Linked DNA regions of Homo sapiens: region 2 is linked to region 1. Evidence: read pairs that join two places in POLR2A ChIA-PET (ENCODE). Cell type or tissue: Caco-2. All regions are shown on one strand. Each heading gives the region's core, and the rest is flanking DNA. Links, peaks and the distances in the headings are about the cores only. Region 1 overlaps MYOM1 (myomesin 1). Region 2 overlaps MYOM1 (myomesin 1).

Region 1 (2,916 bases), core at 328-2,827:
TTAGGCTACCAGGGTAGTGTTCTGTGTTTTTTTATGGCATGATTAGTCAGGTGCAGTCATAAGAAGAGATCTAGTAGAGGCACAAGAAAACAATGTTTATAATACTCACAGGTCCTAGAACAGGAACAGCTGGGACACGTGGGAAAGTGCCAGTGTCAGTCATGAGTCAGAAGGGGCAGGAGGAGCAAAGGAGTGCCTAGACCAAGCCCTTTATTGGAGTTTCCTTGGGTAGGGAAAGCAGGGCAAGTAAACAAGTTAGGATTGGCTAGTTCAAATAATTTCAGTAGGCTGTAAGTTACAGGTGTGGTCCCTACTTGCCTGGTATCTGGCCCCGGGGATGATTAAGGCAGAACCATATTGTTTCCTGGGTTCTACAGGCCAGATAAAGGAGGTGTGGCTGAAGTGGCTAGTTTGCATATCAGTCATGCTCCCCTCTGGGCCCTAAGAATTGGCTCGCCTCAGGAAGGCAGGCCCTCCTTAGCCAGAATGGTGTCTAAGATGTTAAAGCATCATAATATAGAGAAAATTTAAAATATAAACAATGCAGGTAGACTAGCTCATTTTTATCTCTCTTACACTAAATAGAGTCATAAACTCATAAACATTTTGAGTACTCAACTGGGATCCACAGACTTCCAAAAGGTCTATGATTAGAACTGTATTTCAATATATTTAGGTTTTCTGGTAATCACATGAGTTTTATTTTATGTGTGTAAATGCATTACTCTCAGAAGGACCTCTAGGCTTTACCGGCTTGTCAAAGGGGTCGATGGCTCAAAAAATGTTAGAATTCTCATCCTAGTACAACCCCTTAATTTTATGATGCAGAAACTGAGGTTCAAAAAAGTACGGTAATTTACCAAAAACTTCAGTTAATTAGAAGCAGAAGTGGAACTAGCTTATAGGTCTTCCAGTGGCTAACCCAGGATTTTAATTAGGATCTAGACTAAGCTGCTGAAATGAAATAACAAAAGATTTGTTTCTCTCCTGTATGTGAAAGTTGGGTATGATCCAGATGCCTCTTCCTAGGTCCCCTCTATGTTGTTATTGCACTGTGCCCTGGGGTACTGTCCCAGGTTCTCATCCCAGCCTATGGGGAGGAGAAAGAAAGGGAGTGGAGGGGCAGAGGCCGAATTGCCCTCATCACTTCTGCTTAGTGCCCTCATCACTTCTGCTTAGTGCACACTTAGCACATGCAGACACTTCACAGTGAGGGGAGCTAGCAGGTACTGTCTCTTGTTAGCCAGCCATGTTTCCTGCTAACGCTCAGGGGTCCTAGTACTAAAAGGAAGCAGGAAGAATGATTGCTGGGGACAGTTAGCAGGCCACACCACATCGGCATTGAACAGTAAAAATGACCACTGAATTCTGTCCCAGACCGGCAACTGGTATAGATACCTGAATATCTAAACATCTGAAAAGCATATAAGGCTTTCTCCACCACAAAGGCATCATGAAAAAGTCTATATCATCAGGGAAGACAGGAGCTGGCCTTCTGGGAAAATTGCAGTGAGAACCAACACACTGCAATTAGCAAGTGCGTTCATTTAGCCAAATCACCAGGATCAACCTGGCTAGATGAGGATGAACTAAGCTAAGTCTTTGCTTCCACTTTCCACTGTTTTACTAGAGCCAGAGAACATCGCTGGCTATTCCAAAAACCTTTGTCATGCTATGGTCCTTCCTTCATGAACTTTTTCTAGGAACCCTGACCCAGTCTAGGGTTCCTCAACATTTCTCAGCGCCCACACCCAGAATGGTGCCTCTTTGCCAGGTTTAGGCCAGACTCCACGTTACTAACTATGGATGGGGCGAAGGTGTTCCAATTTAAAATTTATACTTAAGCCAGCTTTCAAATCCACAAATTAAGGAAATGGAAAGATTCTCAGTTTATCAGAGGTTGATGTGAGAGCATTGAAAAGATAAATAGAAAAGGCAAAATTGGAAAGGTAAATTTCAGCAATTGCATTGTGAATTTTACAATCTTTAGAAAAAGATTTCACTTATAAATGTATTTTAAATGATATATATTAGGTTTTTTAAAGCATATTTTTGAGATATAATTTGTATACCATAAAGTTCACTCATGTTAAGTATACAATTTGGTGCTTTTTAGTATATTTACAGAGTTGGGCAACCATTACCCACACTCCACTTTTAGAAAATGTTGACCAGGTACAATGGCTCACGCCTGTAATCCCAGCACTTTGGGAGGCCAAGATAGGAGGATCTCTTGAGCCCAGGAGTGTGAGACCAGCCTGGGCCACATAGCAAGACCCCATCTCTACAAAAACTGAAAACAATTAGCTGGGTGTGATGCATGCCTGTAGTCCCAGCTACTCAGGAGGCTGAGATGGGAGGATTGCTTGAGCCCAAGAGGTCGAGGCTGCAATGACTGGTGATTGCAACACTGCACTCCAGCTTGGGTGACAGAACGAGACCCTGTCTCAAAAAAAAGAAAGAAAAAAAAGAGAGAGAGAAGAAGAAAAGGAAAGGAAGGGAAGGGAAGGGAAAGGAAGGAGGAGGAGGAGGAGGAAGAGAAGAAGAAGAAGGAGGAGGAGAAGAAGGAGGAGGAGGAAGAGAAGAAGAAGAAGGAGGAGGAGGAGGAGAAGGAGGAGGAAGAGGAGAAGGAGAAGAAGAAGTAGGAGAAGAAGAAAAGAGAATAAGAGAGGGAGAGAGAGAAGGAAGGCAGGCAGGGAAGGAAGGAGGGAAGGAGAGAAGGAAGGAAGGAAGGAAGGAAGGAAGGAAGGAAGGAAGGAAGGAAGGAAGGAAGGAAGGAAAAGAAAGAAAATTTACATCACCCCAAAAAGATTTCTCCTCCCTATTTCCCTCTCCCATAACCAGTCTAGTCTCCCGCAACTACTAATTCACTTTCTATCTCTGTAGATTTGTCTTTCTGGACATTTCTGGATCTCT
Region 2 (2,916 bases), core at 177-2,676, 57 kb before region 1:
TGAAATCTGAAATGGATGAGAGACAGGAGGCCCTGCATTTTCAATCCTGCATGTGCCATACAATGCTCCCTGGTTACAAATTAGACCGAAAGAAGGAAAATTAACTCTGAAGTCACTAGTTTATAATTCAGGGATCTTGCTGTGACGATGCAATGTGGATAAATGTGAGCGCGCACAATGATATGGCCTCAAATGGTTAAGTAATATTTCAGAGGCAACATAGAGCCCCACATAGTGATTTTTCTGGGAATCGTTTTCATCAGCTTCTGCCCTCTAATGCCTGCACAAAAGTATCATAAATTACAGCTATGGAATTTGTATTTCTTCCTAAATTCTCAAATTATTTTCAGAAAGAAAATTTAGGTCTTAAAGAAACAAAAGACACTAAAACCATCTTTCCTCCCAACGTACTCCAGCCGTCATGTGTTGGAGCTAATCCTGGCTTTAGTTAACTTCAAGGGCTTACTTGATGAAGAGGAGGTGGTTGTACCTTTGTTCCAGAGGTCAGGGCTGTGACAATCAGCAATGTGGGCTTCAAGTCAAACCCTGTTTACTTGTAACTTACTATCTATGTGAGAGGAATAGTAAGTATTATTAAAAATAAATGTATTTGGGAGAAATAGAAATAAAGAGAGTAAAAAATAGTATTGGGGCAAGATATTTAAAGATTTTATTTTGTGAAAATAACAGCATTTCAAGTCATCTGGGGAATGAATTTAGTTTATAACATAACAAGTTTCTTTATTATTTATTTGAAAAATCATTCAAATAACATGTGCCATGTTACAATGTAGTATCATAACAGAAACTTCTCTAATATCTTTATAACTGCCTAACGTAATTCTGTATTAACATTTTCTAACCCCTTTGTTTTATCAAAATTCATCTAGTAGTTATTAATTATACATGGTAATTATCCTCCATATTTTGTAACAGAAAATAGCCATCTATTTAAGGGTTGAAGCAAAGTTGCTTGCTAGTAGCTATTTTTTTCCCTTAGGAAATGCCCTGTAGACTGATATCTTCCATGAACCCTAAGATAAATATTTCTGGAGTGAAGTTTGCTCAGTTTTCTTCTCTGGGGAATACATGCTGACTTTTAAAATAGTTTAAATAAAAAGTAGTTTTAAACTTGACAAAGAATATGCTGAGTTTAGAAGGATTCATTCTTCATTTTGAATTTTTTTAAAAATGACATTTGGAGAAAACAGATCACTTTAAAACTAATTCTACAGCATTAAAACACTTGGGGGTGGAGCTTTTATAAAACTATTACTTCATCCAGGGTTGTCAACGTGGCTGATAGGCCTGCTTCAGTGGATAAACTATTCAAGAATGCTAAGGCCATGTGACATCTCCCCACCCTATGCTAAACAAACATACCTTTGACTTTTAGTAGAACTGCTAGCTCAAGTTCACAATGCCAGCTGTCACCCTGGGAATCGACTCTCTTACCTCTTTAAGTAGGGAGACTAGAAGCCTGCATGTTCCTTATAGAGCAAACAGGTTTTTTTGTTTGTTTTGTTTTGTTTTCTGGTTTGAGACTATACCTTTGCTTGAAATGTTTGTGAGATTTGAGAGAGCTTATATATAAGATTAGCATACTCCAGGGTTCAGTTCTAGGACTTTATTTTACTTATTTTATTTTATCTTAAATTTTTATAATAGAGACAAGGTCTCACCACGTTGCCCAGGCTGGTCTCAAACTCCTGGGCTCAGGAAATCCTCCTGCCTTGGCCTCTCAAAGTGCTGGAATTACAAGCATGAGCCACCATGCCTGTAATTTCCTTTTCTGTGTATAATGGTCCTCATCTGTTTTCTTTTAGGACTTTCTTTTCCGTGTACAATGGTTCTCACCTATTTTCTTGGCTTTCGATACCACCTATATGCTGTTGACTCCCAAATGTATATCTGCATCCTGGACCTCTCTCCTGCACTCCAGAGTCATGTATCCAGCTTCCCACTTAAAATGTCTCCTCTGGGAGGTCTAACAGGCATCTCAGATGTAGAGCATTGAAACCAATCTCCTGTTCTTCCACCCCAAACTGATACTTTCCCACATTCCTCCCCATCTCAGTTAATAGCAACTTGTCTTTCAATTGCTCAGGCAAAAACCTTGGAGTCATCTCTTTCTTTCACATCCTAATTCAGAACTTTCAGCAAATGCCATTGGTTCTAACTTCAAAAGCTGTGCAGAGCTTGACCACCTCTCACACTTTCGCTGCTACCCCTGTCACCTCTAGCCTGGACCATTGCAGTGGACTTTGTATTCTTTTGCCCGGGCTATCATAGCTAAGCGCCATGGACTGGGTGGCTTAAACAACAGAAACTTATTACCTTACAACTCTGGAGGCTGGAAGTCCAAGATCAAGGTGTCAGCTGGGTGGTTTCTTCTCAGGTCTCTTCTCGGCTCATGGATGGCTGTCTTCTCCCTGTGTCTCCACGTGGCCTTCCCTCTGTTATATACATATTTGGATCTTGGTTTTCTTTTCCTATAGAGACACCATCATATAGAATTACGGCCCATCCTAATGGCCTAATTTTAACTCAACTTCCTCTTTAAGGACCCTATCTCCAAATATGGTCACATGTTGAGGTACTGGAGGTTAGGGCTTCAACACAGGAATTTTGAGAGGATACAACTCAGCCCTTTCATAGGTCTTCTGGCTTTCACTCTCATCCCTCCACAGTCCATCTTCAGACATCGGCGAGAATGAGTCTCAGCTCAGAGTCTTCCAATGGCCTCTCAGCCCTTTCACAGTATTAGCTGAAGTCCTTACTGCTACCTACAGGACCCTACACTACTGGCCCTTCCACCAGGCACATAGCTCACCTCTTTGACATCATCTCCTATACCTCTCCCATCCCAGAACCCCTGCCAATCAGTGGTTCCTGGAGCACAATAGTCATGTTCAT

What was found. Peaks named below come from ENCODE experiments on the same cell type or tissue, not always from the same donor. Only the 100,000 strongest peaks of a DNase experiment are listed, where the experiment ranks them.
Region 2: POLR2A ChIA-PET joins it to region 1 with 14 read pairs; 5 of 35 experiments call an interaction of 5 or more read pairs at or near these places.

What each region holds. Positions count from the first base shown.
Region 1 is chr18:3,159,739-3,162,654 of GRCh38, reverse strand. The region is part of intron 10 of MYOM1 (myomesin 1); the gene reads left to right. Among named protein-coding and RNA genes, the nearest start is that of MYOM1, 59 kb to the left of the region's middle. In Caco-2, for the core only: no CTCF peak of the experiment used is centred there; no DNase peak of the experiment used is centred there.
Region 2 is chr18:3,216,568-3,219,483 of GRCh38, reverse strand. The region is part of intron 1 of MYOM1 (myomesin 1); the gene reads left to right. Among named protein-coding and RNA genes, the nearest start is that of MYOM1, 1.9 kb to the left of the region's middle. RefSeq lists a silencer at 1,219-1,513. In Caco-2, for the core only: no CTCF peak of the experiment used is centred there; a DNase peak (open chromatin) is centred at 1,373.